Regions from separate parts of the Mus musculus genome. Here regions 1 and 2 are each linked to region 3. Evidence: chromatin loops called from intact Hi-C (ENCODE). Cell type or tissue: heart. All regions are shown on one strand. Each heading gives the region's core, and the rest is flanking DNA. Links, peaks and the distances in the headings are about the cores only. Region 1 overlaps Ankrd13a (ankyrin repeat domain 13a). Region 2 holds the start of Git2 (GIT ArfGAP 2). Region 3 holds the start of Tchp (trichoplein, keratin filament binding).

Evidence for each region. A loop is a pair of places that touch in the nucleus more often than their neighbours do. Peaks named below come from ENCODE experiments on the same cell type or tissue, not always from the same donor. Only the 100,000 strongest peaks of a DNase experiment are listed, where the experiment ranks them.
Region 1: a loop joins it to region 3, with 7 times the contacts of the local background. A loop is called at or near these places in 5 of 42 quality-filtered maps.
Region 2: a loop joins it to region 3, with 4 times the contacts of the local background. A loop is called at or near these places in 7 of 42 quality-filtered maps.

What each region holds. Positions count from the first base shown.
Region 1 is chr5:114,797,782-114,808,384 of GRCm38, forward strand. It overlaps Ankrd13a (ankyrin repeat domain 13a), which reads left to right. Exons shown (of 15, transcript NM_026718.2): 9 at 72-133; 10 at 740-870; 11 at 1,603-1,760; 12 at 2,924-3,031; 13 at 3,875-4,035; 14 at 5,776-5,843; 15 at 6,448-8,040. The coding sequence ends at 6,643. 1500011B03Rik (RIKEN cDNA 1500011B03 gene) reads right to left here. Exons shown (of 2, transcript NR_027817.1): 2 at 10,415-10,603. Among named protein-coding and RNA genes, the nearest start is that of 1500011B03Rik, 11 kb to the right of the region's middle. In heart, for the core only: a CTCF peak has its summit at 7,390 (motif pointing left); DNase peaks (open chromatin) are centred at 6,680, 7,410, 7,823 and 8,380; H3K4me3 peaks cover 486 bases; H3K27ac peaks cover 2,059 bases.
Region 2 is chr5:114,766,199-114,776,801 of GRCm38, forward strand. Git2 (GIT ArfGAP 2) reads right to left here and starts at 7,294. Exons shown (of 20, transcript NM_001347400.1): 1 at 7,116-7,294; 2 at 3,419-3,552; 3 at 898-1,010; 4 at 254-359. The coding sequence starts at 7,167. 4930515G01Rik (RIKEN cDNA 4930515G01 gene) reads right to left here and starts at 8,785. Exons shown (of 1, transcript NR_027872.1): 1 at 7,535-8,785. Ankrd13a (ankyrin repeat domain 13a) reads left to right here and starts at 8,942. Exons shown (of 15, transcript NM_026718.2): 1 at 8,942-9,126. The coding sequence starts at 9,031. In heart, for the core only: no CTCF peak of the experiment used is centred there; DNase peaks (open chromatin) are centred at 7,323, 7,773, 8,433 and 8,743; H3K4me3 peaks cover 3,368 bases; H3K27ac peaks cover 2,592 bases.
Region 3 is chr5:114,703,391-114,713,993 of GRCm38, forward strand. It overlaps Tchp (trichoplein, keratin filament binding), which reads left to right and starts at 4,389. Exons shown (of 13, transcript NM_029992.2): 1 at 4,389-4,570; 2 at 5,264-5,448; 3 at 5,917-6,127; 4 at 7,863-7,919; 5 at 10,034-10,102. The coding sequence starts at 5,264. Gm34931 (a long non-coding RNA gene) reads right to left here and starts at 4,429. Exons shown (of 3, transcript XR_387595.3): 1 at 4,355-4,429. In heart, for the core only: a CTCF peak has its summit at 4,341 (motif pointing right); DNase peaks (open chromatin) are centred at 4,391 and 6,119; H3K4me3 peaks cover 1,632 bases; H3K27ac peaks cover 868 bases.

The DNA.
Region 1 (10,603 bases), core at 1,806-9,805, 95 kb after region 3:
TGGCTTGGATCAGGACCCGGGAATCGCAGTGAGGAGCCTGATTCCATTGCTCTTCCCCCCCTCCCCCCCAGAGGACCGGAATCCACTGGAGTCTCTGCTCGGAACCGTGGAACATCAGTTTGGTGCTCAAGGGGTGAGTTGATGACAGGGTATTTGGGGGAGCTTAATGATTAAGATTGCCCCTCTCCTGTTTGCGATGGTGGCTGTGGGTCCTGAGCAGGGTCACTTGACTTGGGAAGGTTCTCAGGTGGCTCCTGGGAGAGAACTGGATGAACGAAACTTTGAAAATTCAAGATTTTGGAGGAAGGGTAGATCCTACAAACGGGCTCTCTCTCTGATAAACAAGGGCGTCTCTGAGTGTGGCTCTTAGGTCAGGCTGGCTTTATTCTGCAGCCTGGCTCCTTACACACACACACACACCTCGCCCCAACTAACCACGCATCAGGAGCAATGATGTCACTGAGGGTCAGGAGATGCAGCTTCCTTTACAGCTTTGAAGCTGGAGACAGGAATTCCAGACCCTCTATATCCCCCGCTTATGCAAGTGGATGTCTTGTTTAGCAGGACAGAGATGGGGAGAGGGCATGGACTTAATCGGGTAGACCTGTTTCGGCCAGCTCCATGTCATGCTGGTCCGGTTGGGCCCTCCCCACAGAGTAACTTCTCTCTTCGTGAAGCTGTAGTAGATCTGCACTTTCAGGTCAGGCCGTCCTGACTCTCCCTAGTTCTGGCTCAGCAGGACCTCGCTACGGAGTGTGCCACTGTGAACAACCCCACGGCCATCACTCCCGACGAGTACTTTGACGAAGACTTTGACCTGAAAGACAGGGACATTGGAAGACCAAAAGAGCTGACAATTAGAACGCAGAAGTAAGTGTAAGACCTGGATGTGCGCTTCCGTCTTCTGTGGTTTGCTGGTTCCTTGTCCCTTTCCTTTAAAAGTAATGTTGAAGTCCTCTTCTTTCTCTCTCTCTCTCTTAAAAGATTTATTTATTTTATGTATATGAGTATACTGTTGCTTGCTGTCTTCAGACACACCAGAAGAGAGCATCAGATCCCATTACAGATGGTTGTGAGCCACCATGTGGTTGCTGGGATTTGAACTCAGGACCTCTGGAAGAGCAGTCAGCGCTCTTAACTGCTGAGCCCTCTCTCCAGCCCTATGTTGAGGTTCTTAACCTGGCAAAACCCAACAGTCAGTGGCTCCTTGCCTTAGTCATAGAGGGCAAAGAGAGAGGAGCACGTGTGCGCGGGTGAGCACGCATGTGAGTGTCAGTGTGTGCGCGTGTGTGTGTGTGTGTGTGTGTGTGTGTGTGTGTGTGTGTGTGGTTTTACTGCCAGTAAAATCTAGCTGATGAGTTGAAATGCAGTCATGCAGCCTGCTGCACAGGTAGGCAGCAATGCAGGCCTTTCTCCTCCTGAGGTCCTCGGGGTTCCAGTCCCTCAAGAGTCCTGAGCTCAGGGCTAGTGTAGAGGTGGGGTTTGGAGGACGGTGTGTGTGTGTGTGTCTAGCCTTCTGAGCAGCAGTGACCTGCCTCTCTCTCTCCCTCTCTCTCTCTCTCTCTCTCTCTCTCTCTCTCTCTCTCTCTCTCTACCCTGCAGGTTTAAGGCTACGCTGTGGATGTGCGAGGAGTTCCCACTCTCCCTCGTGGAGCAGGTCATCCCCATCATTGACCTCATGGCTCGCACCAGCGCTCACTTTGCCAGATTGAGAGATTTCATCAAATTGGACTTCCCTCCTGGATTCCCTGTCAAAATAGGTATGGCTAAATGCGATCGAGATGGAGGGGCGGGCGTTTGCAGGTTCTGCCTGTTTGTGAATCAGACTGAACCTGCTTCAGGGGACCGGAGCAGATTAAGGACAAATTAGCAGCGAGGTGTGGTGGCGCACACTTTTTAATCCCAGAGTTTAAGAGATAGGGTTGGGGGGATTTCTGTGAGATTGAAGCCAACTTGTTTTACCCAGGAAGTTTCCAGAGCTGTAGAGAGACCTTGTCTTAAAAAAGAGAAAAAGCAGCAGTAACATTTAAAAAGAAAAATCAGCAGAGCTGGGCAGGTGTAGCACACACCATCAATCTCAACACTCAGAGACAGCCAGGGTTATATAGAGAAACCTTGTCTCAAACAAACAAACAAGTTAGCACACGATAAACAGACCAGAGAAGGCCAGCACTATCCTCTGACTGGGCAACAACGGGAGGCTCCACGTGATGTGATGTGTGATTGCTTTCGTTACCAGCCAGTACGTAGCTCTGTGTACAGATGATGCTATCAGGCACGGGCTGGCCAGGAGGGCTGGCGCACCTTAGTCCCAGCACCCAGCAGACAGAGGCAGGCAGAGCAGGATGCCGCCGAGGTCAGCCTTGTCTACATTAGAAGTTCCAGACAGCTCGGAGCTACATTATGAGGCCCTTTCTCCGGAAACAAAACAACCCTCCTTCCCTTCCCTCCCCCCAAAACAAACATGGATTCTAGTGTTAGTGTCCTACCTTTAATGTAAGCAAAACTTCAAATTGGGTAATTTTATTTTGAACTTTTTGGATTATTCTTTGATATTTTGTTAATACTTGGATAATTCCGTGTGTGTCTGTGTGTGTGTGTTCGCGCACACTTTTGATCATCCACATGCCCTACCTAACTGCTCTCCACCACTCCTAGATAACGGTTGAATGGAGGCGTTTGGCAGGAAGATCTTTTGATGCATGGAGTAGTGTAGACAATGCTGTCTGGGTTTTGGGTGGTTGACTATTCATGACACCTGACTCAGTTTCTCATCTGTGCACTCGGGGTAGGGGGTAGCTGGCCACTGTGGGGACTGAAGGAAGCCGTGCTGATAAAGCACGCTCTGCGCATGCTCAGCGTAGTGCTAGCATCTGACCACTGTTCTCAGTGAAACCTACTAACAAAAGCTTCTGTTGGGCAGAAATCCCCTTATTCCACGTCTTAAACGCACGGATCACATTCGGAAATGTCAATGGCTGTAGCACTGCTGATGAGAGCCAGGGTGTGGAGGGGACCCCGGCCGAGGCAGGTAAGACGAACCGGAAGCCGGTCGGTAAAACACGGAAGCTGGGACTTTAAAAGCAAGTTTTGGATACTAAACATTCGGAAATGAGGCAAATCTGTGTTTCAGAAGAGGAGAGTTTGGATTAAGTGGGAAACAACTTGGAACGGTGGAGGAGGGAGGATATGCTTCAGCCGTGGTCTCAGGAGGCCGGTTGGCTCCATTGTAGAGAAGAATCTTTCTCCTTTGCAGTCCACTCTTGTTTCCTTCCTGAAGATCATCATGTTAGAACAGAAGCTGTGTTGTGAAGTTTACTGTCACGATTATTATCCCTTTAGAGTCTCCAGAGCAAACTGATGAGGACTTTCATCATGGCCTCTTGTCTTACCTTTTATTGTCTGATCTCACTTAGTTGTCGCCCTGTGGGCGGGGTCATGTGCGCCGGGGGTGGGGCCAGGAGCCTCCCTGCTGGCAAGCTCTGCTCTGTTCTGCCGGGCCACACCCTCAGCCCCGCCCCACCCCGCCCCAACCCTCCCTGCCCCACCACACCCTCAGCCCTTGGGTTCTTTTGTTACTGGTTTCATTCTTTTTAATTTGAAATGTTTTCAGGCTGAGGCAGGGGCAGGAGGGGCTTTGCATAAGTAATACTGTAAGACACTGTAATTAGAGGCAGGGGAATTATGAGTTTGAGCCAGCCTGAGCTATATTTTGAATATTAGGCCAGCCTGGGCTGTGTTTTGAATTTTAGGCCAGCCTGAGTTACACAGACACTGTCTCCAAAAACAAAAAAATAAAATCAGAACAACAAAAAACAACCCTCTAAGAAACAGTTTGTCTGAATGGATAGAGACCTGGACTTTTGTATTTCAGTTTCCGAGGCCACAAACTTCGAGGTTGATCAGTCTGTCTTTGAAATCCCTGAATCCTACCACATTCAAGACAATGGCAGAAACGTGCACCTGCAAGACGAAGACTATGAGATCATGCAGTTTGCCATCCAGCAGAGCCTGCTGGAGTCCAGTAGGAGCCAGGTAGGGTGTCAGCCTGGGCCCTTGGGGCTGATCCACCCCGCCCTGCCCCCTCCCCATTCCACCTCCTGGGGAAATGTTCTGTGTTGGTCATTTCACAAAGCTTGCTATGTAAGAGACCCAGCCTCTGTAGGTTGGCATCATGTCTTCAGACAGACTTTCTGTCAAGTTTACCAGTGTAGCTGTTGTGTCATTGCCCCCCCCCAGGGGTGCTTTATAGTCTTGTACCTCTGACATTTACATCTGTAAAGCAGTCTTTACAGGGAGTGCTGTGGATTCTGATCTCAGATGCAGCCATCGTGTGCCTCTCAGGCTTAGTCAGTGGGGTGAGAGAATGGAAGCCCAGGCTTGAGGTTTTCCCATTTTAAGAACTAGGTAGCCGGGCGTGGTGGCGCATGCCTTTAATCCCAGCACTTGGGAGGCCGAGGCAGGCGGATTTCTGAGTTCGAGGCTAGCCTGGTCTACAAAGTGAGTTCCAGGATAGCCAAGACTACACAGAGAAACCCTGTCTTGAAAAACCAAAAAAAAAAAAAGAGCTAGGTAAAGAGTGTTAGGGGGCCTATGCCTCATTCCTCCAGACCCCGACTGCTTGAAACAGTCTGGGCATTAAAGACACCCTTCTGGTGCTGATGTGTGGTCTCTGCTGTCTGCTGTTACTAGCTTGGGCAGAAGGCAGCATCAACCTGGGGACAGAGAAGAAGGAAACCCGGAGTGTAAATAGTCTTTTCCTCCAAGGCAGGGTCATGTGGTCTGGAATGGCTGTGTGTCCTGGGTTTTTGTTGTCCATTTGTTGGTCATTGGTTTCTTCTTTCTTCCCACGGACTGTCCAGCAGGAATCACAGAGCATGCTGGGGATTCATGGGTGAAATCGCTTCCGCTCTGCTGGAAGCTCTGAGCTGTGAGCACGGTGTCCTGCCATGGCTTTCCGGGGCTTGAGTAATTGGAGCCCCGCTGTCTTTCTTACTTGCCCACTGCCATCACAGACCCGTTCCACACATCCCATCCTTTTTCTTTCTTTTTTTTTTTTTCTTTCCTTCATTAATTAAAACAAACCATGTATCGTTGTTTTCCCCTGCATGTCTGCCTGCACCTGGAGCCTGAGCAGGCCAGAATAATGTTGGCTCCTCTGAGCCAGAGTCAGAGATGGGTGTGAGCCGCCATGTGGGTGCTGGGAACCAAACCTGGGTTCTGGAAGAGCAGCCAGTGCTCTTAACCACTGAGCCATCTTTCCAGCCCTCACTGGGGGGTGGGGGAAGGTGGTGTTTATTTTTGGGGAGCTCCTTGGAGAGGATCCAGCCCCTCACAAAGCCCTCCGTGCTTCCTCTCAGCACAAACCAGCTTCTCCTTGTTCTCTGGATAGCTATAAGACCTTGGCAACCCTTTTGAGGGCAATAGCCAGAGTCTAGGGCAACAGATAGCAACTCTATCTTCTTAGTTTGTCTTAAAAGCATGTCCTGTCTTGGTTGTCTGAATGTTGCGCCAGGCTAATGGTTCTTACTAGAGTGGAAGTAGGTAAAGCATGAGGAGGTGATGGCCTTGAATCCAGGGTACACGCTGATGATGCCCTGTGCCACGTTAGAAAAGCGTGTAGCCTGTCAGTCACTGTTGGCGGCATGCTGTCTGCGGCAAGCTGTGAACGCCCTGAGTCTTGTTCTCACTCCGTTCACTTCCTGGTCGCTTTGGCGACTCTTCCTTTGACGGCGAGATGAGTTGATACCTACACTTTGTTTTTGTATTTGCCAGGACCTTTCAGGACCAGCTTCCAACGGAGGGGTCAGCCACACACACAGCTATGAAGCCCAGTATGAGAGGTAACAGATGGGGCTTCTCACGATGCGGTTCTCGTCACACTGAGGTTGTCACAGGCACTTGATACAGGGGCATTTGCCCGGCTTGTGCTCAGCAGGAGGTTTTAAGAGTCAGCTCTCCTGGCATCTATCGTTACTGTCCCTACTTAAACCAGCTCTGAACTGAGCGAGGGGCACAGAGTGCTAGCTGGGGTGCAGGTTACGGGTGCTTAGAGCGAAGCATTGGGTAAATGTTTTCTGATTGGCGTGGTCTCCTGTGACCGTGTGACTGCGGGTCTGTCTGGGAGGACATTCAGGGTTAGAGAGAGAGATGGAAATGGCTAGAAATCCCAAACAACGGCCATTCCTCCCTTTTCCTATATGGTAGGCATCTGAGCATTGCAACCTCAGCTTTGCTTTCAAACAGACCAAGTTCCTTCTACTCATAGCCTTGTACTGGGTGATGCTGGGTCACAGAGGCCCATCAGCTCCACCTCAGGAGGCAAGATGACCCCATGCAGCTGGAGTGCTTGGCACAGTGCACCCTTAGTAACCAGTAAGAGAGAGATGGAGCTGCTGCCCCTGCACCCCCAGGACAGGAATGACGCTCTCCCACTCTCTACCCTAGGGCCATCCAGGAGAGTCTCCTAACCAACATGGAGGGCAGGTGCCCAGGTGGCCTCAGCGAGTCGAGCCGATTCGATAGCGACCTGCAGCTGGCCATGGAGCTGTCTGCCAAAGAGCTGGCGGAGCGGGAGCTCAGGCTCCAGGAGGAAGAAGCGGAGCTCCAGCAAGTCTTACAGCTGTCTCTCACTGAGAAATAGACATTGCCGTCCAGGGCTGCAGAGCAGAGGCTCTGGGCTGCACGTGCCATGCCAGTGAGGCAGACCCGGGGGGCCGAGGGCCTGCACTTACACAGCAGCCCCCCTTTCCTTATGTAGAGGTGCAGGACCAGGGACTCCCCAGAGCGGAGATCCGGGCGTCGGCAGAGCCCCATCTCCACACCGAGGGGAGGAGAGCATCTTTACCTTCCATTCGCTGTCCTGCCTGGCAGGTCACATTTTTTTTTTACCAGCTTTAGACAGAAATGCTGAGCCTGCAGGCTAGTAGATGCATCTTAGTCAGAAGTGACAAGCTACTGCGGAGTCACGGTGCTTTTCCACAGGAGAACAGCAGCCTTTGTAGAGTGGGTACGAGCTGGAGACGTTCCTTCCTGTTCACCAAAGAAACGGGTTATGCTGACCTCTTTATTTCCCTTCCCGTAGGGCTCTTGCAGCATTGCCATTGTGCCAGTCCCATTTCCACCTCGTTCCATGCCTTTTACCCCCAGCCAAGAGGATATGTACAGGAGCTATTTTAGATTATGGCTATTTGCATCAAATTCAGATATACAAATGACCACGGATGTTGCCTTAGCCTTAAAAAATTACTAACAGTTTTAAGCCACCTCACTCCACACACTGAGGACCTGATTTGAATCTGTAAAGGCAGTCCCTTTGGGAGCAGCATCCTCTGGGCTACACCAAAGGCAGCTAATCCTGTCCTTGGAAGAGCAGCTAGGGGGCCCCCCTGTGGCTGGGTTCTCAGAGCAGGCAAGCTGGCCACATCACTGGAAGAGCCCAGCCAGTGTGTTCTCCGCCTGCTCCCACTTAGGATTTCCAGCCTGGGGAGACCCAGCTGCACAGCCTGGCTTCATAGAGAGGACAGGACGAACTTGAAACAAGAAAGGGAGCTAACTTAGAGCAGAGGCTCTTCATCCAAAAGGGAAAAATGATGACTCCACACTGCTTTTTAGAGTTCAAATCAACATCTTTCTGGAAAAATATATTTTTTAACAGAATCTTTTTATTATTTTTAAAAGATATAAAACTGACTCCTCCCATCAGTAGCAATACAAGGTTATGCATTTTAACCAGACTTTCTCAGGCCTCTTTTGGATACCTTTAGTAGTTAACTATTTTTGTCTAACCCTCCTGTAAATACCTACTGCATAACAGCCCAACCCCTGGGGAACACAGCCGAGGGCACCTTGCCCCTCTCACCTGGCGCAGGCATCCACCCCCACAAGGCTGTGCTGATCACACGGCAAAACAGTACCTTTTCCTCTGTTCTCTGTCTGTTTCCTGTTATGCTTCTTTGGGGATAGGAAGAGAAGCCACCATTCCCAGGAATGTCTGTTTGATACAGTCAGCGTTGCCAGTAAAATGTTCTGAGACACAAAGGATTGTGAGTTTCATTTCTCATAGCCATTTGCCTTTTTTTTTTTTTTTTTTTTTTGGCACGGTCCGATCCAAATCCCTTCCCTGCACACAAGGCCAGCATGGGCACATTGGTTCCGTACCCAGGCTGGTGGTCTGTTCACTTGACATATGCCAGGGGCACAGGCACTTCTGGGAGGGGCTGCAGCTGTGCCATGCGTGATCACAGAGGGGGACCCTAGGGAACACCCTCGTCTGCATCCCGTGGCTCTGTTTCCCTGAAGTCTGTGACTGTGTCCCCGGAAGCCACATAAAGCGGGACTCAGCATTGCAGCAGCTTCTTGCAGCCTTTCCCACGTTCTCTCTAAAAACACAAATAAATCCACTTCCGTAAATGGTGCTTAGTGTTGACAGGCCTGAGCAAGTCCTCCAGTCATTGTGTTGCCGGAACACAGGCTTCCTGTTCACACTTAACTTCCTGTCCACAGAGCAGCACACCCCTCCTTGCCTTCACTGGATGGAATTAAAAAGTGTTGGGCTACCTGGATCCTCTTTGTGGGCCTCCTGAAGTATGGTGCCTTTGAAAAGAGAAACAGACTCGCTTCTTGAAACTCGAGTGCTGGGGGCTGCTTTTAACACATTCAGGTGAAAATCGGGACTTTAAAAAGAAACAGGTAGTAGCTGAGTAACAAATGATGTCAGGGTTCCAGAGGTGGGCGTTGGTGTTCTAGGAGACAGAAAGAGCAAGAGGCTCCTGAAGGCATAGGGGTACAAAATGGGGCACCAAGGCTCCGGTGCCCCCAGCAAGCTGAAACTGAGAAGTTCTACCCGGACATACTGCTGGCCCTGAGTCCAGGCTCCCGAGTGTCCCAGCCTTGGCATGAAATGCAGCAGGAAGGAAAAGCTGGCTTTAAACGGTGACCGGACCGTACAGGCAGCAGCATGGGCTCAGGCGCCTCACCTCCTGACTGTGATGACATGGAGAGATGGACCGGACTATAGAAACTAGGTGACTGTGGGACAGTCCTGGAGACCAAGGTGTGCTACCCAGACCTCAGTCTAGAAATAGGTGTGGGTTTGGGCTTTCAGTGCAGCTGGGAAATGACTGGGGCTCCCAGTCCCCAGACCTCAAACAGTGCCCCATGTGTGGTGTAGGCTGGTCACGTATTCCACTGGCTACACAGGTAATGTGGTCACGTATTCCACTGGCTACACAGGTAATGTGTGGGGGATGGTTTGACTAAGGGGCCTTGCCTTGCACCCCTGAGTTCCCTTTAGTAAAGCTGTATGTAGCCTTGGTTGGCCAGGAACTCTTCAGAGACTCACCGACTTCTGCCTTAGGAGCCCTAGGATTAACGGTGTGCACCACCAGGCCTGGCAACTTATTTTTAAATACTTTTAATCGTATGTGTCTGAGGAGGGAGGGTGTACACTTGAGCGCTGGTGCCCTCAAGCCAGGGCCTCCTGGAGCTGTATTCATAGGTGATCAGGCGCTGCCTGCTGTAGGCGCTGGGAAGATAAGCCCAGGTCCTCTGGAAGAGCAATATGTGCTCTGAATTCCCGAGCCATCTCTCCAGCCCCACGATTTCTATTTGTAACCATGCATTTCTGGTCTAATTCTTTGCCCCGGGAAAGAGTCTGGAGAACTTCAGCCCAGTACCCCTGGCGCTCACATCCATGTCTACGCCAAGCAACGAACGAGTAATGAGGGTTATAGGCTTGGCAAAGCTCTGGTGTTTCCTTTTAAAACCTTAAAAAAAAAACAAAAACAACAAACCGGCAACAAGGACTAGAGTAGCATAGCAAAGCAGGCTGGCCATGTCCTGCTGGGGAGACCAGCCCTGTGGCCACTCCTACACCTCAGTGTTTTACACTACTGACTGCAGAGCGCCAGTGTTCCCGCTGATAAGGAGGTGGGCACTGGAGAGGGGGAGGTTTTAGTTCTTACAGTTGGCCCTGGGGCCAAAACCACAGGCCTGTTCTGTCCCAGCCGACTCCAGCTCAGCTCTACTATTTAATGTACTATTTTAAACTCCACTACTCAGGGCTTCCTTAAACAAATCAGGCGAGATATTCATTCATTCATTCATTCATTCACTCACTCACCCACACCCCCCCACACATACGCACACCTGCATTAAAGATTTTTTTAAAAGGATTTTATGTATATGAGTGTTTGCCTTTGTGGAATGCGTGGTGCCCGCCAGATATCAGAAACAGGTAACAGATCCTCTGGAACTGGAGCCACTGGTAGTTGTGGGCCACCACGTGAGTGCTGGGAACCAAACCTGGGTTCTCTACAAAAGCAACAAGTGTTCTAAGGACTGAGACATCTCCAGCCCGACCCTGCACTTCAAACACTTGGGAACGTAATGAGGCACAGAACAGCAGACAGGATCTCTCTTCCATTTAACTGACATTTAATGGCTCAGGGTTACAAGGTTCCAGATGTGACCCCCACAGTTGGGTGGTATTCACATTAGTGCAGGCTGTTAAGTTAAAACACAAAAAGAATACACAGTAAAGCATAACAACATTATAGCAAAATTAAAATAAATACTAATAACCTCTGTAACAACAGGGAAA
Region 2 (10,603 bases), core at 860-8,859, 62 kb after region 3:
TATGTGAAAACTGTACCGAAAAAGTACAAATTAATTAATCAATTAAATGAAAATGAAAATAAAAGGGGAAAAAAATACAGTTTCTTAGAAGCGTGTTTTCCTTTTGTCCAGTGTGTCTGAGAGGAGTGAATGCTGTGTAAGGGAGAAAGGTCAGTTAGTCAAAGGCACTTGCAAAAGGCTGCTTCTTCCTCCTGACATGGCTTTAAGGGAAGCGGCCCATCTCACGGCCCCACAGAAGGCAGAGCGCGCCCACCTTACTGAGATCTTTGGCCGTCACGCTGTCGTCCTCGCGGCAGGGCAATCGGTGGACGAACGCTAACATCTGATACTTGGCTCTGATGAATTCTGCTTTATTGGGGCTGGTTTGGAAACAAATAAGAACACAGTTCACTTAACAGCTCTGACACATTTCTCATTCTTTGTGCTGTAAGAAGAGGAAGTGACACCCCCCCCCCCCCACTGGACAGTAAGAAGGGCAAAGCTGGACTCCACTGCAGCAGAGTCAAAGGCCTGAGCTGATAAGAGAACGCCTGAACTTCCCAGCGCCTCTCTTCCCTTTACCTTTCTCAACTGGGCACCCTGAGGAAGCAGCATCTAACCCTGTGTCACAGGCCCGGCACTGCCAGAACGCTGCGGCCAGCAGACAGAGCGCTCGGTTTCATCTACCTCATCACCCGGAGTCAAGCTCCAAGCCCTGGACTCCAACTGGAGAAATCACTAACTTCAATTGGGTGAGCATCCAAAGTTATGGTCCCCCTGCCTCCCTCCCCCTGCCTTCCTCACAGCAAATGCCCAGGCATAGCCCACAGCCCCTTTGGAGGCTGATCAAAATAGCCACACTCCTTTCCACAGGGCCACTTGCTGAGAAGAAATAGAAGTTATAACCACTCCACTCACTGAACTTTGTCCTGTGGGTTAGCTTTCCGCCTCCCACTCATGATAGAGGCAGGGTCCAGCAGAGAGTGTTCCCATATAGAGTTAGCACCATTGTTGTACAAGGTCTCAACCATCTGAAAACAAGGAGTAGGAGAGGACATTTTATCCCACAAATAGTCAAAAACAACCAGTAACAAAAATGAAAAAACAGTGCTGCACTAAAAACACTCCATATCTGGGGACCTCCCGCCACTGCGTCTGACTGCACAGTGAGACTGGGGACCGGGCCGTCACTGTTCCTGACTGGCAGTGAGACCTTGGAGCTCCACATGGGAGCCAGCTTTGTGTGTAGGATAGCCCAATCCCGGCTCCTTGGCACACACCTGCCTGAACACACGCCGTTTACCATTGTGTACACCACTCACTCAATGCTTTTCATTAAATTCACCTATTTAAAATATCTTGTTAATAATTATGTTACTTTCTTTGTACATGATTAAAGTAATGCTATAAGCACACGTCTGCGTGCTAAGCTCTCTCACACCCCACTGTGGTCCTGACCCCCCCACACACACACACACATTTCAGAGTCTGCTGCCTTAAAGTCAACCCTAGCATTTTCTTTTTTTTTGTTTTTTGTTTTTTTTTTTGTTTGTTTGTTTGTTTTGAGACAGGGTTTCTCTGTGTAGCCCTGGCTGTCCTGGAACTCACTGCAGACCAGGTTGGCCTCGAACTCAGAAATCCGCCGCCTCTGCATCCCGAGTGCTGGGATTAAAGGCGTGTGCCACCACGCCCTGCTAACATTTTCAATCATTCATCTCTGGACCATCTGTAAATTCTAAAGCTGTAAACAAACACAGTGTGGTGGAAGGCGCTAGCCAACCCTTTTACGAGAAGGGGCCTTTGGACACTTCTAACAGAACTCACAGTGTGGTGGAGGGTGCTAGCTACCCTTTCACGAGAAGGGGCCTTTGGACACTTCTAACAGAACTCACAATGTGGTGGAGGGTGCTAGCTACCCTTTCACGAGAAGGGGCCTTTGGACACTTCTAACAGAACTCACAATGTGGTGGAGGGCGCTAGCTAACCCTTTCACGAGAAGGGGCCTTTGAACACTTCTAACAGAACTCGGGGATTTATGGTTGTTAGCTAGCATTTAAAGGCTGAGCCATCTCTTCAGCCCCTAAGTAGAACTTTTAATAAATCTCTCTCAACTTCCTTTCCAATCAGGACTCCTAGAGCTACCCGGCTGCTAGTGCAGCTCTCAGGGCTTCTCATCAGTAACCCGAACCACTTGCTCTGGTCCCTTCGTTTGTGGGAGTTTAAGTACTGCTGTGCAGCTGTTACAGCTTTAGTAAGATGTGTATTAAGACAAATATCGCAAAACACAGGATTAATCCCTGAGTTCCAGGAGACATGAAGACTGTGTATCGCAAACAGAAGTACCGGGAACATGACATCAGATCCCAAATAAGACAAAGACCCCTGACAAGTGTTAGGCATGCGATCAAAACACGCTCACTCAAGTCTCTGCCTAACAGCAAGAGCTTTTTAAAAACTTCAAATGTTGAAGCAATTTCTGCGGAATCCCAGTCTATGCTGCTATCAAAGCAGGAAAAAAAAAAAGTTCTAAAAATATAGGCAGGTACTCAGAAATTTGCCTGTTAATGAAAATTTTCTGGATCATCTATTACAATTTATAGGAAAGAAAGACTTTAAAAAATGTCTGAGTGCTGCAGAGATGGCTCAGTGTTAAACCAAACACTTGCTGCTCTGGTAGAAGACCCGGATTTGAGTCCCAGCACCGGTGTGGTTCACAACGCTCTGTAATTCCAGTGTCAGGAAATCCAGTGCCCTCTTCTGGCCTCTGTGAGCACACACACAAACACACACAGACACACACAGGCATACACACACACACAAACACACACAGACACACACAGACACATACACAGGCATACACACACACAAACATACACACAAACACACACAGACACACACACACATGCACACACACAGGCATACACACACACACAAACACACACACACACACACACAGACATATATATGAAATACATCTAAAAAAATAAAATGATTTCTGAAGTTGGGCACGGTTGCAATTACCTTTAATCCTAGTACTTAGCAGAGGCAGGTGGATTGTCTGTGAGTTCAAGGCCAGCTAGGGCTATATAGCGAGACTCTGTTTCAAAACAAAACACAACACAACACAGCACAACACAACAATTTCTGGTGATAATCTCTCTAGAAAGCCACCAATGAAAACGCACTAGAGAATTTAAGCTTTTATCGACACAATCTATTGATATATCTGTCTATGTATAACTGAATGTGGGGAACACAATTATGTTAGGTAAACAAAGAAAGGACAGACAATGACTTCAACACAGGGCAGCACTTTATACTATACATAGAGAGTAAACTTTTATAAGATTTAAGATGTATAGTAGGCAGTATTTTAGTTGTTAAGCAACAATCACTAAAATATAATTTTCCAATTATGAGAACTCTTCCTATGGTTTACCTGGAGCAGGGTTGGAGGCCATGCTGTGTGTTTAAGATGCCTCACTTGGGAGATATGGCGCCCCAGGCTCCGATGGACACTGCAACATTCGTCACATATGAAAGTTCCCCTATTTACTGACGCCCAGGAAGGATCTGGAAAAAGAACAACCCCTCAGTGGCAAGGACACCAATTGGCTGCTGTGTACAGGATGGCAAAAGATGAGTGATGTTTGGTTTTTAAGAAAAACAGAGCACATTTTTGTTGTTTTATCTGCTCCTCAGCCTAGGAGGCTGATGATCCCCCCACCCGGACTGACCGCTCTGCTAACTAGGTTGGCAGCTGCACACAGCAGTCACCTTCCTGTGCAGGCCAGTCTGCAGCCTGGATGTGGGTGCACGCCACAGACTCGTGCTCTCAGGGGATGTTGGTTAGAGCAGCAGATTGAGGGAGCAGGGGTGGTTGCTCCGCTGTTTGCTTCCAGTGCTGGAGACTGAGCCAGGGGCCTTGTCTGGGCTAGGCAAGCACTCTATGCTGACCTCCATCTGGATGACCGCGTCGAGTCCCTTTTTGAGAATAACAGAGCTGTGTGATCCTGACACACACACAGTGCGTAACAGTAGCTAAGGTAAATGGTGAACTTATTGCTGCCCAGAGCAGGCAGTCCAGACCCAGGTGCTAACAGAAGCCAGAAGAGAACTGCAGAAGCGTCCAGGCCCCCATGCCCCGGGCAAGCAAGGGTGGCTCATTCTGCTCAGAGAGACAATGCTCTATGCTAGCACTGCAGTTTTTGACCACCTGCTGGATCTGAAGGAAGGTACTTCAAACGAACAGACGGAAAACAAAAATGATGGTATTTTTAATTGAGTACAATACCTTTTTCCTTTAAAATCCCACAAAACTGCAGACAGGAGTAACTCACACTGGGCGGGTAGGACGGATCTGTGTGAGTAAACTGAGCCCTAGAAACCCCATTTCATCAGACTCATGTGGGGTGGCATTAGATGCTACCCCAGCTGCCTGGCCTAAGGGTTCAGTTTAAAATTCTTCAATGTCCACAAAAATCTCTGAAATGCATGTAGAGCATCTTTACCACTTTTATGTTTATTCCAACCCTTTCAAACCATTTAATGAAAAGTTACGGGATTTCAATCAAGGTGTACAGTGGTTAAGAGGGCTGGTTATGGAGACAAACAGTCCATGGTTTGAATCCCAACCCTGCCGTGCCACCTCTTGTGCAATCATCTGAGGCAAGCTGCGTCTTGGAGTGTTCTCACTGAGGACCAAACTGGAATAGTGATGTATCTATCTCACAGAAGGGACGATGTAAAGAACAAAATTAGAGTGTCATCTTGGCACAAGAATGATGCATTTAAAATGAACTAGATTCATTAGAAACAAACAAGAAATCAGGGCTGAGGGTGTGGCTCTCCTAGCAATTGTCAGGGCCTGGCTTTGATCCCCAACACACAAAGGCAGACAGTGAAGCGTCTCCTCTAAAACAAAACAGAAAGGGTTTCAGCCAGCTTTACCATAGGTGCTACCAGCCATTCTAAGGAGCAAGGGTAGGAAACAGGAGGCTTTGCTTGCAGATGTGTGACATCTCTGCTTCTGCAGCAAGTTATTAATATTGAGACTGAAAGCGTGACTTTGCTTTTTATTACCAGAGGTCCACAGTACTCTTGGGGCAAACTAGTCAAGAAAAGGATGACAGGATGACAACATTTTAACGCGCACCACACAATGGTCTCCATTAATCACTTAAACACCATGGAACAGAAGCCCATGGAAAGAATACAGACGACACATAAAACTTAAGCTTTTACGAGTGAAGCTGCGTGAAGCCCCTCCAGTTCATCTAGAAGGCAGGACTTTGTTGTTGTTGTTGTTGTTGTTTTGTTGTTGTTTGTTTGTTTTTTGTTTTTTCGAGACAGGGTTTCTCTGTATAGCCCTGGCTGTCCTGGAACTCACTTTGTAGACCAGGCTGGCCTCGAACTCAGAAATCCGCCTGCCTCTGCCTCCCGAGTGCTTGGATTAAAGGCGAGTGCCACCACGCCCGGAAAGGCAGGACTTTTTAATCAGGCTCCAGGAACAACACAAGTGGACTTCAAAAGTATCTGTGCCCCCACCCATCTTCTGCAAACGTCCAGGAGAGTCAAATGTCTGTCTGAGCATCTTCTGAGAAGGCCTTAGCATGAGGATTTCAAAGGAGCCTACTCCTACAGGTAACCTTTCCCCTGAGCTGTGCACAAAAGGCAGCACCTATTCCTAGCTGTTCCTCAGCCTTCAAGGTAGCTTCATTCTATTCAAAACAGGAAGTGACTCAAGCCTTTCTAGATGTTGGCATTCAAGACCTCTAATATGAAACAATAGAAAAGGCCCCAAAACACCACAAAATGGACAAGACAGTATCGGGGTGGCAAGGGGAGGCAGCCCGCCTCTACCACGGACCAATCCCTGGAGAAGTAAGAAGCAAGCATCCCAAGAGGAAGTTTTAAGTTAGACATGAATCAACGGAACACAAGCAAGAAAAGAAGGAAGCGGAACACACAACATCGTTAGCCAAATAATAGTTTGTATAAACGCGGCTTGCAAACAAAGCATCTCTTTTAAAAGTGCCTCTGCCTCTCCTTATCTTCCATTTGTTAACCTGTAGGACCCAGGGCCATGAAATAACCAGTACTGGTTACCACCGTACCACTTAAAACCAGTCTCTGCTTCCAAATGACAAGACGAAGAGAAAAATCTGTTGCAAGCCGCTGACGTTCAATGGCTTAATTAAGACTGTCTATTGAACACTGCTACACCAGGAAAGTCATCTGATATTTGACTTCAAACCCGAAAAGTCCAAGGACCAAAGCAAGCACACACACACACACACACACACACACACACACACACACACACAAAATCAGGATCGAGACCTGTCAGTTGGGTTCCAATTACAAAGCCAGATCCAATCTTCAAATCCAAATCCTATCTGCAGTTTAGAACAGTTTTGGCGGTTCGAAGTCGCTGCGAGTGACAGTGTGAATCTGAAGCCAGACTGTGGCTGAAGGAACTACAAGGGTTTTGAACTGAGTTATCCTACGAAAGGAGCCGATCCCCGGGGAATGTCCATTGACCACTGCGCACTGCATTGGCCATAGTTTCCAGCAGTGGGTGGGGGGGAAAAAAAACCCGGAGGAAATCAAGGTTTGAGCAAGAGAACTCATCGGTCCAAGGTCACGCAGAGGCAAAATCGGGGGTGGGGGGGGGGGAGCACGGATCCTCAAACTTGCGCTCCCGACCTGGGGCAGGCAGTCTCTCCCCTTAGGAGCGGCCGCCCGGAGCAGGGCAGCCCTCCACCCTGGGGCCCGTGAGGCGGCGCAGCGGACGATCGCGCACTCGCGCGGGCGGGGCGGGAGACGGGGAAGGGGAAACACCTGCAGCCTAGGGCCGCCCGCGTCTGACTCCTGTCACTTGGCCTTCCCGGGCTGCCTGTCCCGTCCCGTCCCGTCCCGTCCGGTCCCGGGCCCTCCGCCTCTGTGCTCGCCCGGGCCGCGGGAGGGAGGGAGCCCCGGGCCGCGCGGCTGACAGGCCCGGGACGGTCTCGCGCGCCCCGGCAGCCCGGGGGTCGGGGTGACTGGGCCGCAGTCAGGCTCCCGCCCGCGGGGACCGCCCCGCCAGGGGTCCCGGCCGGGAGAGCTTGGCCAGCGGGGGCCCCGGCGTCACTCACCAGGCCCGTTGCAGTCGGCGCACACGTCGCTGCTCCGGAGCCGCTTCGACATGGTGCCCGCTTCACCTGCTGGGAACCCCGCGAGCGACGGCAGAGGCGGCGGCGGCTGCGCTTCCGCTCTAACGGGTCCCCGGGCGGCGCTGGCGGCGCCTCTCCCCCCCGCCCGCCTTCCAGCGCCTCTCAGCCCCGGCACACTGCGCACGCGCGGGGGAGACGGCCTGCGGAGCCCTGCAGGTCATGTGACCGGAAAGGGCACGCTTCCGTATCGCCATCTTGAATGAGGGCAGAGGTCCGCCCAACCCTCCAGTGCCTGTCTCTAGATGCTCTCGCAATTGTGTGTGTGTGTGTGTGTGTGTCTCCCTTTTGGGAAGTGATTGCTTGTTCCAGGATTGATTAGAACCAGAGAAAGAAGCAAAACCTTGTGATAGAAATTTTATACATATAATCTCCCGGGAGACAACAGTTAAGTTCATTTAGTCATGTCCATAAGAGGCCTTAGAAGCACGGGTCCTGTTTAATGTGATTGATAGTTGCCACGCAGTCCTCCATTAGAGCTTTTAGGTACTACTTTATGTATTAGCCTCATTCACTCTCCAATGACCCTGCACCCGAGGAGAATGCACTAGGTCAGTCAGGATTCGTGGACAACCATCGTTCTCATCTGAAAAGCTAAGGTTGTGTAGCTAGAGCCAATAAGGAAGAGGGGGTGCTTGCAGGTTGCACTGGACGACTTCGTGGCAGTTGTAAACATCTGGGCAGACACAGCACTTGCTTCGTTCTTCCTTGTGTCGAGAAGACAGAGCGCCTGAAGTCGTAACCCAAAGAATGAATTTTACTTGTGCATATTGTGAGCCAACCTGGATTCTCCATTAGTCCTTTGGGCCACAATCCTGAATCTGAATGGCTAGCTTAAGGAGACTGATGCGGAATAAACCTTCACGGCAAACGCTTTGAATTATAGCCGAGTTGGGAATTCAGACAAAACGGTCATTTTCAACTGGGCGGTTTTTCTCCTCCTGGGGGAACAACCGCTCCCGTCTGGAGACAGTTTTGGGGATAGTGAATACTGATGGCATTAAAGAGGCGGGCGTCCACCCTAACTTACAAAGCATCGGATGACCTCCGCGCACAGAACCACCCAGTTCAAAGATTCCAAAGCTTAAAAGCCCACAGACACAACTACCCCGTTATCAGGAGAGTATCTGGTGCCAGCTCTCCAGGTTCCAGCTCGCCGGTGAAAACGAGTTCCCGTTGCCCACTTCCAAAATGGTTTCTGACCAATCGTGGAAGGCAGCCTGGGGAGGCTCCAGCCGGATGGTTTGGTCCGGCCTGCGCGCTCACCCCGGGCTGCAGAGCCGATGGAAGAGGCCCGATTGTGGAGCGCACCACTGGAAGAGGCTGGGCAGGGGACGAGAGTCGCGGGGCGCGCATCGTGGACTTTGTGCGTGGAGATCTCGGGCTTCTCGGAGGCCCTGCGGTCCCACAGATCGTTGTTTGTTGTGTGTCCCGGGGTGGGGGCGCGGCGGAGCGACATGGAGCGCGGCTTGGGCCGGTCGCGCGGTCGCGTCCCCCGGCCGCGGCGCGCGATGGAATTCCCCGTGCACTTCCCTGTTCGGGGCGGTTCGGCCGGCAGCAGTCGGTTCGCGAGCTGTCAGCGCGGGCGCGAGCGCGCGGGGCGCGGGGTGGGCGCGGCCGAGCGGGTCCCCGAGCCGGTCCCCAGCCCGGCCCGCGACCCCAGGCCTGCCGCGCCGCCCGCTCCGGACTCGGAGGCCCTTGTCGCCCGCTGCGCCCCGCACTCGCCCGCTCGCCTTCCTTCTCCCCTCGCTCTCCGGCCGGTCGGGCGGGCCCCCGAGACCCCGTCGGGTCCAGGCTGGTGGCAGGCGGGCGGTCAGGCCCGGGTGGCGGCCTCCTCGCCATGTCCTCGGCCCGCGACACCAGCAGCCGCTTCCCGCTGCACCTCCTGGTCTGGAACAACGACTACGAGCAGCTGGAGAAGGAGCTGCGGGACCAGGTGAGGTGCGCGGCGCGGAGTCGGGATCCGTTCTCCTCCTGAGCCCCGGGATCCATAGAGCGCTTACCGTAGACCGGGCTCGGTGCCGGGGGCTTTTGGTCCATTCTCCTCTTTCTGATATCGTTAGGAATGAGCGCTTATTGTTCCATTTGACAGAGAAGGAAACTGAGACCCCAGAGCCTACTTGCCTTGCGCAAGGCGCAAGGCCATCGGGCTAATGAAAACCACGTCCAGATCGTTTATCTCAGGCTCGCTGGCCCCAGAATTCACCTTTAAGCTTTATGGCCTTGAAGACGGAAGAAACACACCTTACTCCACCCGCCCTGGTGCTGGGGAAGAGCTTGGTTGGCTTCGGTGGCCTGGTTCTAACTCTCTTGTGACCTTGGGCAAAGCAGTTACGTTGGGGGGACCCCACTTTTCCTTACCCATTGGATGAGGATGGAGGCAGTGACGACGGAAAACCCAGTACTTGTCTAAATTGATGGGGCTGCGGCTGGGCCTAGGAATCGGGGTTTTAACGAGCTCCCCAGGGTGGTTGGTTTGAGAATCTCTGCTGCTCAGACTCCTTAGGACCTTCCTGTTCTGAAGTGCTTTTTTTTTTTTTTTTTTTTTTTTTTTCTTTTCTTCCCACCTCTGTAAATCAGTGGTTCTCAGATGAAGATGATAGTGAATATTTGGGAATGCAAGGAGACAAGACGTTTTGGGTTGGGTTGACTTTAGAGGTGGGTGCTGTTGGCATGGCATTGGGGAGAGGCCAGCGACCTCGCTGTGCCTTACAGTGTTCAAGGCAGCCACTCACCCACCACTGAGTGTTATCAGACTCCAATGTTAGTTAGAGCCGTGGTGAAGAATCTTTGCATTAATATGAATTCTTATTTCATTTGTTTGGGTTTCTTGGTTTTTGTTCTTTTTGCTTGAGACAGGGTCTCACTGTATAGCCCTGCTTAGCCTAGAATTCACTGTGTAGCTCAGGCTGGCTTCTAACTTGGGGGAGGGGTAGCCTGCTGAAAGGCAGAGCCGCCCACCAGGAATGAGACACCTGCCATTAATGGCACTGCAGTCATTTCATTAGGCACGGGTGCCCTGAGTTGCTCTCTAGCCTGTAGCAAATGAGATAAGGATTTATAATTACTCCCGAAATCCGCCATAATTGTTACGGTTTGGCTTCATTCATTCGTCTTAGCCAGTGTGTCAGAGCCTTGCTTTTGAATGACTTAACCACTGACTCAGTAATTGTTGCGAACCCTTGGTTCTTTTGATTGGTAAACATTGGGCCAGCCCCACATCGAAGCGCTGTTGGAACGGTTCTAAGTGTTGGTTTGCAGCTTGCCATATATATATATATATTTAGTTGTATGGGCAGCATGGGAAGTCAGAAGTGGCATTTAAAAAAAGGATTCCATGGCGGGTGTGGCGGTGTACACGGGTAACCCAAGACACTCAGGAAGTTGAAGCAGGAAGATTTGGAGGCTAGCCT
Region 3 (10,603 bases), core at 1,259-9,258:
ATAGGCGGATAGAGGCCTCCCAAGGGAGGTCCCTCCTGATGCCCAGAACTGGTGACCATGTGACTAAATGTGGCCAAAAGGTCTTGGCAGATGTGACTAGGGTAAAAGGGACCTTGAGGGTGGTCCCAGAGAGCTGGAAAGTGACAAGGAGTTAGGGGATCGGTTCAATTCCCAGGACCATAAGAAAAACCAATACAGAAAGCAGATGCACAGGCCCCATCTATATCAGTAAAACAAATAAGTCAGCACTTCTTTGGGGGGCGGGGAACTGGGTCTCGGTCTCTGTTTCTGACAGGGTTGTAGTGTACAACCTAGGCTGGCTTAGAAATCATGATCTTCCTGCCTCAGCCTCCTGGGTGCCAGTTACAGGCATGTGCTGCTAAGCATCAGATAATTTAAAGTCCCCCCAAGTGCTTCTATCGCAAGTGACACAACTGTGTAGCCTGGGACCCATTGGTGTTCCATTTCTCAGCAACAGTGACAGCATTACACAAACTCCAGAGTCTGTGGTGAAACTGAAAACCTAGAGAAACAGAACACAAGGCCGGGCCGAAAGCTGCCCCCAATGCTACTGGCTGTCTTCAGCGAACACCCTGAATGGCGTTTTGTTTTTTCTCTCCTGAATACTTATTGCAAGTTTGCCTGTTACAAAGCTGGGCTCTTAGAGAAAGCCTATGAGCTGACCTTTGTCATCAGGGAGGGTCATTATCTTAGCCCAAAAGACACTATCGAAGCCAGGGCAATTGATACTGAGATGCTGAGAAAGCCGAGAGCAGGTAGGTAAGCATGCCCTAGAGAGCACCAGCTGGTAAAGTGAGGACAGAGCCCGCTGGGATGGCTACAGCTGAGCTGACAGAGAGCACCTCCTTGTCTGTGCCTGCCTCCCCATCCTGTCTCCTTCCAAGCCAAGACAGACCCAGGTGCAAGCCACCCTCTCCCCACCTCGCTTTCTTGCTAGCCTTCCCCTGTTAGTCCCTCACTGGCCTAAATACTAAACATTAAAATATGGAACATAAATATTTTATGCTGCTAGACCTCCTTATAAAGTCAATCTGCTTTGTATTTGCAGATGTGTGTGTGTGTGCACACATGTGTGCAGGTGCATGCTTCCACGGGCATGCATGTGTGTGTGTGCACATGTGAGTGCAGGCCACAGCATGTGTGTGGAAAGCAGAGGACATCTCTCAGGAGTTGGTTCTGAAGTTTCCATCTTGTTTGAGGCAGGGTCTCTCTGGCTTCACCGGCCAAAGCATAGACGTTGTCTTATCTGGTCTATGAGCTACCTCTACCTTCAATCTTACCACAGAAGAGTTGAGATTACAGACCAGTGATACCACATCTGATTTCCTTCCTTCTTCCTTTCCTTCTGTACTGGCTAGTTTTGTGTACAACTTGACACGGGCTGGAGTTATCACAGAGAAAGGAGCTTCAGTTGAGGAAATGCCTCCATGAGATCCAGCTGCAAGGCATTTTCTCAATTAGTGATCAAGTGGGAAAAGGCCCCTTGTGGGTGGTGCCATCTCTGGGCTGGTAGTCTTGGCTTCTATAAGAAAGCAGGCTGAAGGCTGGGCGTGGTGGCACATGCCTTTAATCCCAGCACTCGGGAGGCAGGGGCAGGTGATTTCTGAGTTTGAGGCCAGCCTGGTCTACAAAGTGAGTTCCAGGACAGCCAGGGCTACACAGAGAAACCCTGTCTCGAAAAACCAAAAAAAAAAAAAAAAAAAAAAAAAAAAAAAAAAAAAAAAAAGCAGGCTGAGCAAGCCAGGGGAAGCAAGCCAGTAAGTAACATCCCTCCATGGCCTCTGCATCAGCACCTGATTTCTGCCCTGCTTGAATCCCAGTCCTGACTTCCTTAGTGATGAACAGCAATGTGGAAATGTAAGCTGAATAAACCCTTTCCTCCCCAACTTGCTTCTTGGTCATGATGTTTGTGCAGGAATAGAAACCCTGACTAAGACACCTTCCTTCCTTCCTTTCTTATTTCCTTCCTTTCTTCATATTCCAGGGATCTGAACTCAAGTTATTAGACATCTCCCAGAGCCTGGGTTTTGTTTTTTTGGGTTTTTTTTTTTTTTTTGAGACTTATTTTATAGCCCAGGCTAGCCTGAAACCCATAAGCCAGCCATATCCAGCTTTGGCACTGCGGCCGCAGCAGGGAAGGGGAATCAGGATAGGGAGGGCCTGGGCTCTGGCCCCACATCCATGGATCTTGGTTCAAATTCCAGCCTTCACGCCTCAGCTGTGGTTCCTGGGGCAAGGGAGAATACCTTTGTCTGAGGCTCGGTTGAGACTCAAATTGGGATAATCAAATCTCTCTCCCAATTTCTGGATGGAACAGACACTTTACACATAGGCTAACCAGCTATAGGTGGCAGCTTGTGAGCCAACAGTAGCTGCGGTGCCAGTGGAACTGTTAGCCAGTGTGAGGTCCAGGGACAAGCTGTGTGTGAGGCATAAGCCCTCGGGCCCAGAACTTGGGAGGCAGAGGCAGGAGGCCAGTATCAACTACACAGTGCCCTCTAGCTTGGGTTGGACAGCAAGACCCTCTTTCAAAGGAGGAGAGGGAAATGCAGGAGGAGGAAGAGGAAGAGGAGGAGGAAATGCAGGAGGAGGAAGAGGAAGAAGAAGAGGAGGAGGAGGAGGAGGAGGAGGAAAAGGAGGAGGAGGAAGAGGAGGAAGAGGAGAGGAAATGCAGGAGGAAGTCCCTGAAGTCATACCACTCTTAGGAGCAGGTGGGTTTCTATGGCAACTCTACTGTAGAAGAAACTGAGGCCCAGAAGGAAGCAGGCTTGCCCAAAACAAATCAGAAATGAACCCCAGGTTTCTCCGGATCTAACTCACATATGCCTGAGGTTCTCAGTACAGCTCAAGGAGTTGTCAACAGATGTGTGTACTGGGCTCCTTCAATGGCCTGATGGCTCTTTCTGGCTTAATCATGCCAGATGGGGGTGCCACCTCCTCCCCCATTGGAGACGGAGCCTGGGAAAGGGTAGCCCTAGGGTCAGAGAGTGACCAGCCCAGGTTGGCCATCTCTGGCATGCTGCAGGTTTGAACCTGGTTATTGGCTGTGGAGAGCCAACAACACTGTACAGCCAGCTCCAGGTGAAACAGAAACATCAGGCAGGCACCACGAGGAACAACAGAATGGAGGAGTGAGAGAGCAGAAAAACTTGGGAAGCAGAGGCAGAAGGAAGTGGGTGGGAAAATAGAAGAAAAAAGAATGATCGAAGCTGGGCAGTGGTGGCGCATGCCTTTAATCCCAGCACTTGGGAGGCAGAGGCAGGCGGATTTCTGAGTTTGAGGCCAGCCTGGTCTACAGAGTGAGTTCCAGGACAGCCAGGGATACACAGAGATACCCTGCCTCAAAAGGAACAAAACAAAACAAAACAAAAAGGAATGATCGAATATTTATCTATATCTTTACATTCTCGTGGAGGGCACTATTTTAGTATTATTTAGTAAAGTAAAATACTATTTTAATATTGTACATTATTTTAGGGCTTGAACTCAGAGCTTTGAGCATGCTACATATGCCCAATCCCTTTTTATGTCTTTCTCTTTTTACTGGTATTAGGTAGTTAATGCATGGACGTAAGCAACCATGCGAGTTACAGTTATTAAAACCTTTGTACCCAAGCCGGGCATGGTGGCACACACCTTTAATCCCAGCACTCAGGAGGCAGAGGCAGGTAGATTTCTGAGTTTGAGGCCAGCCTGGTCTACAAAGTGAGTTCCAGGACAGCCAGGGCTATACAGAGAAACCCTGTCTCGAAAAACCAAACCAAACCAAACAAAAAAACAAAAAACTTTGTACCCACTACCAATTTTTTTTAAAGATTTATTTATTTATTATATGTAAGTGTAGCTGTCTTCAGACACTCCAGAAGATGGAGTCAGATCTCATTACTGATGGTTGTGAGCCACCATGTGGTTGCTGGGATTTGAACTCCAGACCTTCACAAAGCCACCGTCAGAAGAGCAGTCGGGTGCTCTTACCTACTGAGCCATCTCACCAGCCCCTCACCACCAATCTTAAGGCTACAGTAGTGTACCAATGACGGAGGTCATTACAGAGGCCAGCGGTTCTCGGGTTCTCGGCCTCCGTTGCCTACGGGACACACCCGCGGATCTTTGCAAATCATTTATTTCCTCACTCTGGCCAGGGGATGATTCTCATTAAACCTACCCTCACTCCTCCACCTTCCTCCGGTAACCCCACCCCCACCCCCCCACCCCCACCCATCATCCTGACTGGGTCACTAAGGTTTCTTTTCCTTACCCTACATCAAGGACTAACAAGTACTGTCGATTTACCTCCCACCGCCAGGTGGCGCCAGAGAAAAAAACCACCCACCATTCCTTTTTCCTGGAGAGCGGCGGGTGTCGCGCGGGAGGAAGTTTGTCCATCGCCGTGCTCCGTTGTCCCGCGGGCTGCCCGGCAACCGGCGAGGAAACGGCTGGCGTCTGTGCAGTGGGCGCCTGGGGACCCTCGGAGCGAGCGGGCGCGTGATCGAGCTAAGGCCGGCGACCCTTCTCCGCGAACTTCGGACACGGAGTGCATGAGTCAGAGGTTAGGCTGGGCCGAGGGGCGGGGACGTGGCATCCTTGTAGCCGCGGGACCTGTAAAAAGTTGTATGCCTAGCGCTTGGCACATACCCGTCATCTTCACATCATTGTCGCAGGTTATTTCTGCTTGCTTTTTGAGACAGGGGGCTTTCTGGTTTGCTCAGGTTGGCTTTGAACTCCTGGACTCAAGTGATCTCTTCACGCCTCGGCTTCCAAAGTACGCGGGACCGCTGGGGCATGCCCCTGGGACCTGCTTGTCACTGTAGTTTTTATGCAGAATGTAAAAAACCTCTATTTCCTATCCCAGGCATGTCAGGACATTTTCTATGTCTGCAATCTCCCTGATAATGGCTGGCCACTACTGGACACAGTGCACGTTTATTTAAATTGATAATTTGCAGCCTTGGTGGCAAATCTTTTAAAACTTTCTGGCATGGGCCTCCTTCACAAAATTTGATCATTCGGTTGTCCTAGGGTGGGAACGTGGGCCTTAAAGCTGTGAGAAAGGTGCAGCCAAGGGGCGAGTGACATCAATAGAGAGAGGAGGCATCCGAGTGGGAGTGGGGCTTTAAAACTGTGAGAAAGGTGCAGCCAAGGGGCGAGTGACATCAATAGAGAGAGGAGGCATCCGAGTGGGAGGGGGGCGGTCCCTGGCTTTACAACTGGCTTACTTTCTGCCCACTGCTGTTTCCTTCAGATGGCTCTCCCCACGTTGCCCTCTTATTGGTCCAGCCGGAAACACATGGATCTTCGCCAGCGCCAGCATCAGCAGGAGGACCAGTTTCGCCAGCAGTGGGAACAGAACAGTCGCTATTTCAGGACCTGGGACATCCACAACTCGAAACAGATCGAATGGAGCTCCAAGATCTCCTACCAGCGGAGGCAAGTGTCTGTGTGTTGTCCTGCCCACTGGTTCCTACCACGGTTCGGGGAATGTAGCCTAGGGGCTTAGGGACTGTGGCTTGAATTATCTCCTGATGATGCTGGAAACTGTGCTGTGCTGGGGAGAAGTACTGTACATTTTGTTTTTTGTTTTTTGTTTTTGTTTTTGTTTGTTTTTTTGATTTTTCGAGACAGGGTTTCTCTGTGTAGCCCTGGCTGTCCTGGAACTCACTCTGTAGACCAGGCTGGCCTCGAACTCAGAAATCCACCTGGCTCTGCCTCCCAAGTGCTGGGATTAAAGGCGTACGCCACCATGCCCGGCAGTACTGTACATTTTAAAAGATAAACCAGAAGGCAGCGCTAGTGTCTTCTCGGTAGGTGTTTAGCCCCCCCCCCCAAGAATTACATAGAAATGTACATCAAACTGTGACCTGGTGTGACTGATGTCCAGGGAACTCCTTAACCTAGCATGCACGCCTACCATTGTGAGAAGATGAAGGAGGAGAAGAGGAAGATTCTGGAGCTCCGGCGGGAGAGGCTCAGAGAGCTTCTCCTGGAGGAACAGGACTTGCTGGCTGCGGAGCTGGATGAGCTCAGGCTGAGCATGGGCCTGCGGGAGCAAAGGCTCCGCGAGCAGCACCAGGACCTGAAGTCAGCCCGAGAAGAACAGAGGAAGCTGGTAACTACCCTAGTCCGGAAGCAGGTTGCAGGGCGGTAGCATCCCCGCCGGAACGGACGAGTGCGCCTACGGGGTTGTTCTCGGGTGCCTGTTCCGACGAGATGGTCAGGTGACTAGAGCCCATGGGGAAAACCGCCTCCAACCCCCCACCCCCACCCCCCAGAGAGGAAAGGCTTATTTTTAGCTCGTGGTTTCTGAGGGTCTCCAGCGATTGTAATGAGGAAGGCATGGAGCCTGTGACCAATGGAGCTCAAGTTGCGCTGGCTCAGGAAACAGGATGTTAGGAAGAGGGTTCAGAGACCCACCACAGTGGACTGTTGCCGCCAGCTAGTACCTCATCCCCTTAAACGCCCCCTGCCTCCCCTGAACAGTGCTGGAAGCTAGGGAGCAGTTGTTTTCAATGTTGCTTTTGCTGTTTTGAAACGGTCTCACTGTGTAGTCCTGGTTTGCCTGGAACTTTGTTTATAGACTAGCCTGGCCTCAGAGTCCCAGAGATCTGCCTGCCTCTGCCTCCCACGTGCTGGGATTAAAGGTGGATCACCGGCCTGGACCAGAGCAAGCCTTTGAAATGTGAGCCGTGTTGAGTTGAGATTCAGCACGTAACAATGATCTGAACCTCATTTGGTAACCTGTTAGTGCCAGCTGGGGTGTATAACCACGTTTTGTTGGCCCTTTGAGGATGTAGTCCAGGTTGGCCAGCAGTGGCTGTCCCACAGCAGACAGACCAGAAATCCCGCAGTTGTTGAGCCCATGAGGCTCAGATATCTCTGCGCTTCCTGCCTGGTGCTGGAGTCTGGGAGGGTTTCTGCAGAACATCTGGCTTTCAGTCTGTGTTAGGACCCTGAAGAAGTTGGAGGTCATTGTAACCTCACGCTTTCCCACCTGGCCTCTTTGTTCCCTGAAATAACAATTCTGAGATTTTTTTTATCTATGAATAAACGCCTACGCCAATAGCTTTGGCTTGTTCCCACGAGCTTATAACTCAGTCATCCTGTTTAAACTAGCCTAAGCCGTGCCACGCTGTTAGTTACCTCTGCTCAGGTTCATGTGTCTGTCTCTGCCGGCGTTGGGGTGAATCTCCTGCATCTGACTATTTCCCAGAATCCTCTTTCTCCCCCCCCCCTCCCCATGCCTCACCTTCTAATCCTGCCTCAGCTCATTGGCCAGAGGCTTTTTTGAGACCTGATGCTTCCACACAGTACACTGCAGAAGAGTCTCTCTGCAGGTAACACTGGCCACGGTCATAGGAGAGATGAGCTTGCCAGCACGAGTAAGGGGAAGCAGACAGGAAGCCAGCATCCACTCTTATGTACCTTTATAGGGAGTGTTTGGTATGCGGCTTATAAGTCACTGTGTGGGATTCACCTTCACTTTTTTCAGTTCTCTGGTCCCACCAATACCTGGGAACGCTATATTTTATGTTTTGGGTGGCTATGGTAACTAGTTGCAGTCTGTGTGTTTTAGCTTAGTATGTATTTGGAAACTTCTGCCCCTAGAAGGGACCCAGCCATAGCATCAGATCTTAGCTGACTCTTGGTCCACTGAGACAGGCATTTGTCCATGCCCTTCCGATTGGCTCTGATGCCCCATCTCCAGAGCTGGTGTGCAAAGGCAGCAGGATTTAACGGCAGACGGGGGTGTCATCACTGAAGAGAGAAGCTGACTTCTGTTGTATCTTGTCTAAGTGTGGATGAATGTGAATAGTGACCTCACGTCTCCTGTGTTTTCTTGATAGATTGCTGAACGACTTTTATATGAACACTGGAAGAAGAACAACCCCAAACTTCGAGAGGTGAGAACGAAGCCTCCCATTGCTTCGCCTGCGTAGGCACCACCGCGGTTTCAGATTTTGTTCCTTGTTTCTGGGTCTGGATGTGTGTTGGGCTGATACAGAGGGCAGAAGACCTGGCCAGACAGGGCTGAGCAGCGAACTCTGACAGGCAACCTGCCTTTGGGGGTATGTTCTGTGGCTTAGGAGCTCTCTGCCCAGTGGGCTGCAGAGACCTGGGCAGTGGGCTCAGGATGCTGCTTTCAGTTGGATAATATGGTGTGAGGAAAGGGCCTTCTGGATGGAGATGATTGGAAATGCTGCCCTGTGCCTCGAGGACAGAACCGAGGAAGCTATAAAGGGCCAGGTGAGACCAAGATGCCCCATGGCTAGGGAGTCCTGAAGAGATAAAGCTGGTGAGGAGATGGGAGACAGACCTGGACCAGCACTGCCTGGCCTTCCTCCAGAGGCTCTGGACCACTTTAGCAATGTGCAAGATCACTGCTGTATGTTGGGATGCTCCTCTTGGCAGCATGGTCAGCGTGAGCCAGGCAGGCTGGTGCTGTGTGTTGGGTTCCTAAGGTGAAGCCTGGTGCTCCTGGGTGGAGGAGACAGGGGCCATATCTGCATCCTGTCTTGGTTGGCACCTGTCACTGCACAGAGGTTGGCTGGAGGGCATTATGCCAGTTACTGCTACTGTCTACTCACTTCAGCAACGTTAGGACAAGTCTGACATGGTCACTTTCCGTAGCTCGTTGTGTCTAGAAATTGCCAGTAGTGATTCCAGGTGAGATGGCTCCGCAGGTAAAGGTGTTTGCTGCCAAGCCTGGTGGCCTGAATTTCATCCCAGCACCAACACGGCAAAGGACAGAACCAACTCCCACAGGTTGTCTTCTGGCCTACACATATACAACACACACACACACACACACACACACACACAATGTAAAAGATATTTAAAAAAGGAAACAAGAAAGTTAGATGGAGTAGTTCACTTTTTTCTTTCTTGTTGTTGTTTCTTTGACTGTTTTTTATGAAACAGGGTCTCATTACGTAGTCCTGGCTGTCCTGGAACTCCCTATGTAGACTGGGCTGGCTTTGAACTCACAGAAATCCACCTGCCTCTGCCTCTCTGCCTCTCTGCCTCCTCTGCCTCCTCTGCCTCCTCTGTCTCCGCCCCTGCCCCTGCCCCTGCCCCTGCCCCTGCCCCTACCCCTGCCCCTGCCCATCTCAGCACTGGGGAGGCGGAGGCAGCTGGGTCTCTGAGTTCAGGCCGGAAGTTTTGGCAAGCCAAGCTCAGGGCTGGCTCTGCTTACCCAGCGTCTCCCAGGCTCTCCTTTCAATTTGCAGTTTTGTTTGAGAAATGCTCGCTGCCCTCCCCTGGGCTCCGAGAGAGAGCATTGGCCCTTTGTGACCAGGGGTAGACAGGGCTTAGAAGCACGTGATCCTTTGGTTTCCTATTTGCTGATCATTCAGATTGGATTTTGTTGTTGATTTTTTTTTGTTTTGTTTTGTTTTTTTTTTTGTTTTTGTTTTTCGAGTCAGGGTTTCTCTGTGTAGCCCTGGCTGTCCTGGAACTCACTCTCTGGACCAGGCTAGCCTCGAACTCAGAAATCCGCCTGCCTCTACCTCCCAAGTGACGGGATTAAAGGCGTGTGCCACCACCGCCCAGCTCGTTGATTTTTATTGACGATTGTGTGTGTGAGGGGTGCAGATGTGTTGTAGCCCCTGTGTGGAAGTCAGTGATCAACCGTTGGGCGTCACTTCTCCTCCCGTCCCCCAGCCTCCCTTAGAGGCAGAGTCTGTCCTTTTCTGCTGCTAAGTTGAACTCTGGGCTAGCTGACCCTTAAATTTCTGGGCTTGTAGAGAGTCCTCTAGTCTCTGCCTCCCACCTCACCACAGAGGTGCAAGGAGCCCACACACACGCCATCCCGTCCTGCTCTTTACATGGGCAGTGCCAGGGATGGACCTCAGGTATGCAGACCACGGCTTTACACTTGACCCCTCTCGGTGGCCCTCATCAGGCTGTTTTTGTTGGGGTATCGAGTCATGGTCAGGTGGCACTGACCACAGCAAGTCACCTCAATCAGTCTCACACAAGCCCTCGGGCAAAGTAACATTTTCTTTCTCACCCTCAGCTTGAGTTGGACCTTCACAAGAAGCACGTGATAAATTCTTGGGCAACACAGAAAGAAGAAAAAAAACAGGTATGGAATGTGTGACCCTCACACACTGTCGGCACTTGTGACTCTGTCCTGTCTCCATGCTCTTGGCTAAATGAGCAGCAGGTGCCTGCCTGGCTGCTTGCTGCATGTGCAGGCTGAGGTTTGCTTTGAGCATGCTCATATGCATGTTCTTGTGTGTGTGCACACACATTCACATGTACGTGTGTGCACGTGTGTGTGGGTTCACATGTGTAGGTGTGTATGCGGGTGTGTGCATGTGTGGGGGTGATGTTTCTCAGGAGCCAGCTGTCGTTTTTTGAGAGAGGGTCTTTCAGAAGTCTGTAGCTTTCCCAAGTAGACTTCCAAGGACCCGTAGGGACCCCCTCACTTTCCACTTCCCTGGGACTAAGGCTACAAGGGTGGACTCTTTTGCCAGCTTTTTTAAATTAAAAAAAAAGTTTTTAAAATGTATTTTTCTGTGTATGGGTGCTTTCCCTGCATGGATGTGTGTGTGCCTCAAGCATGCCTGGTACCTTTGGAGGC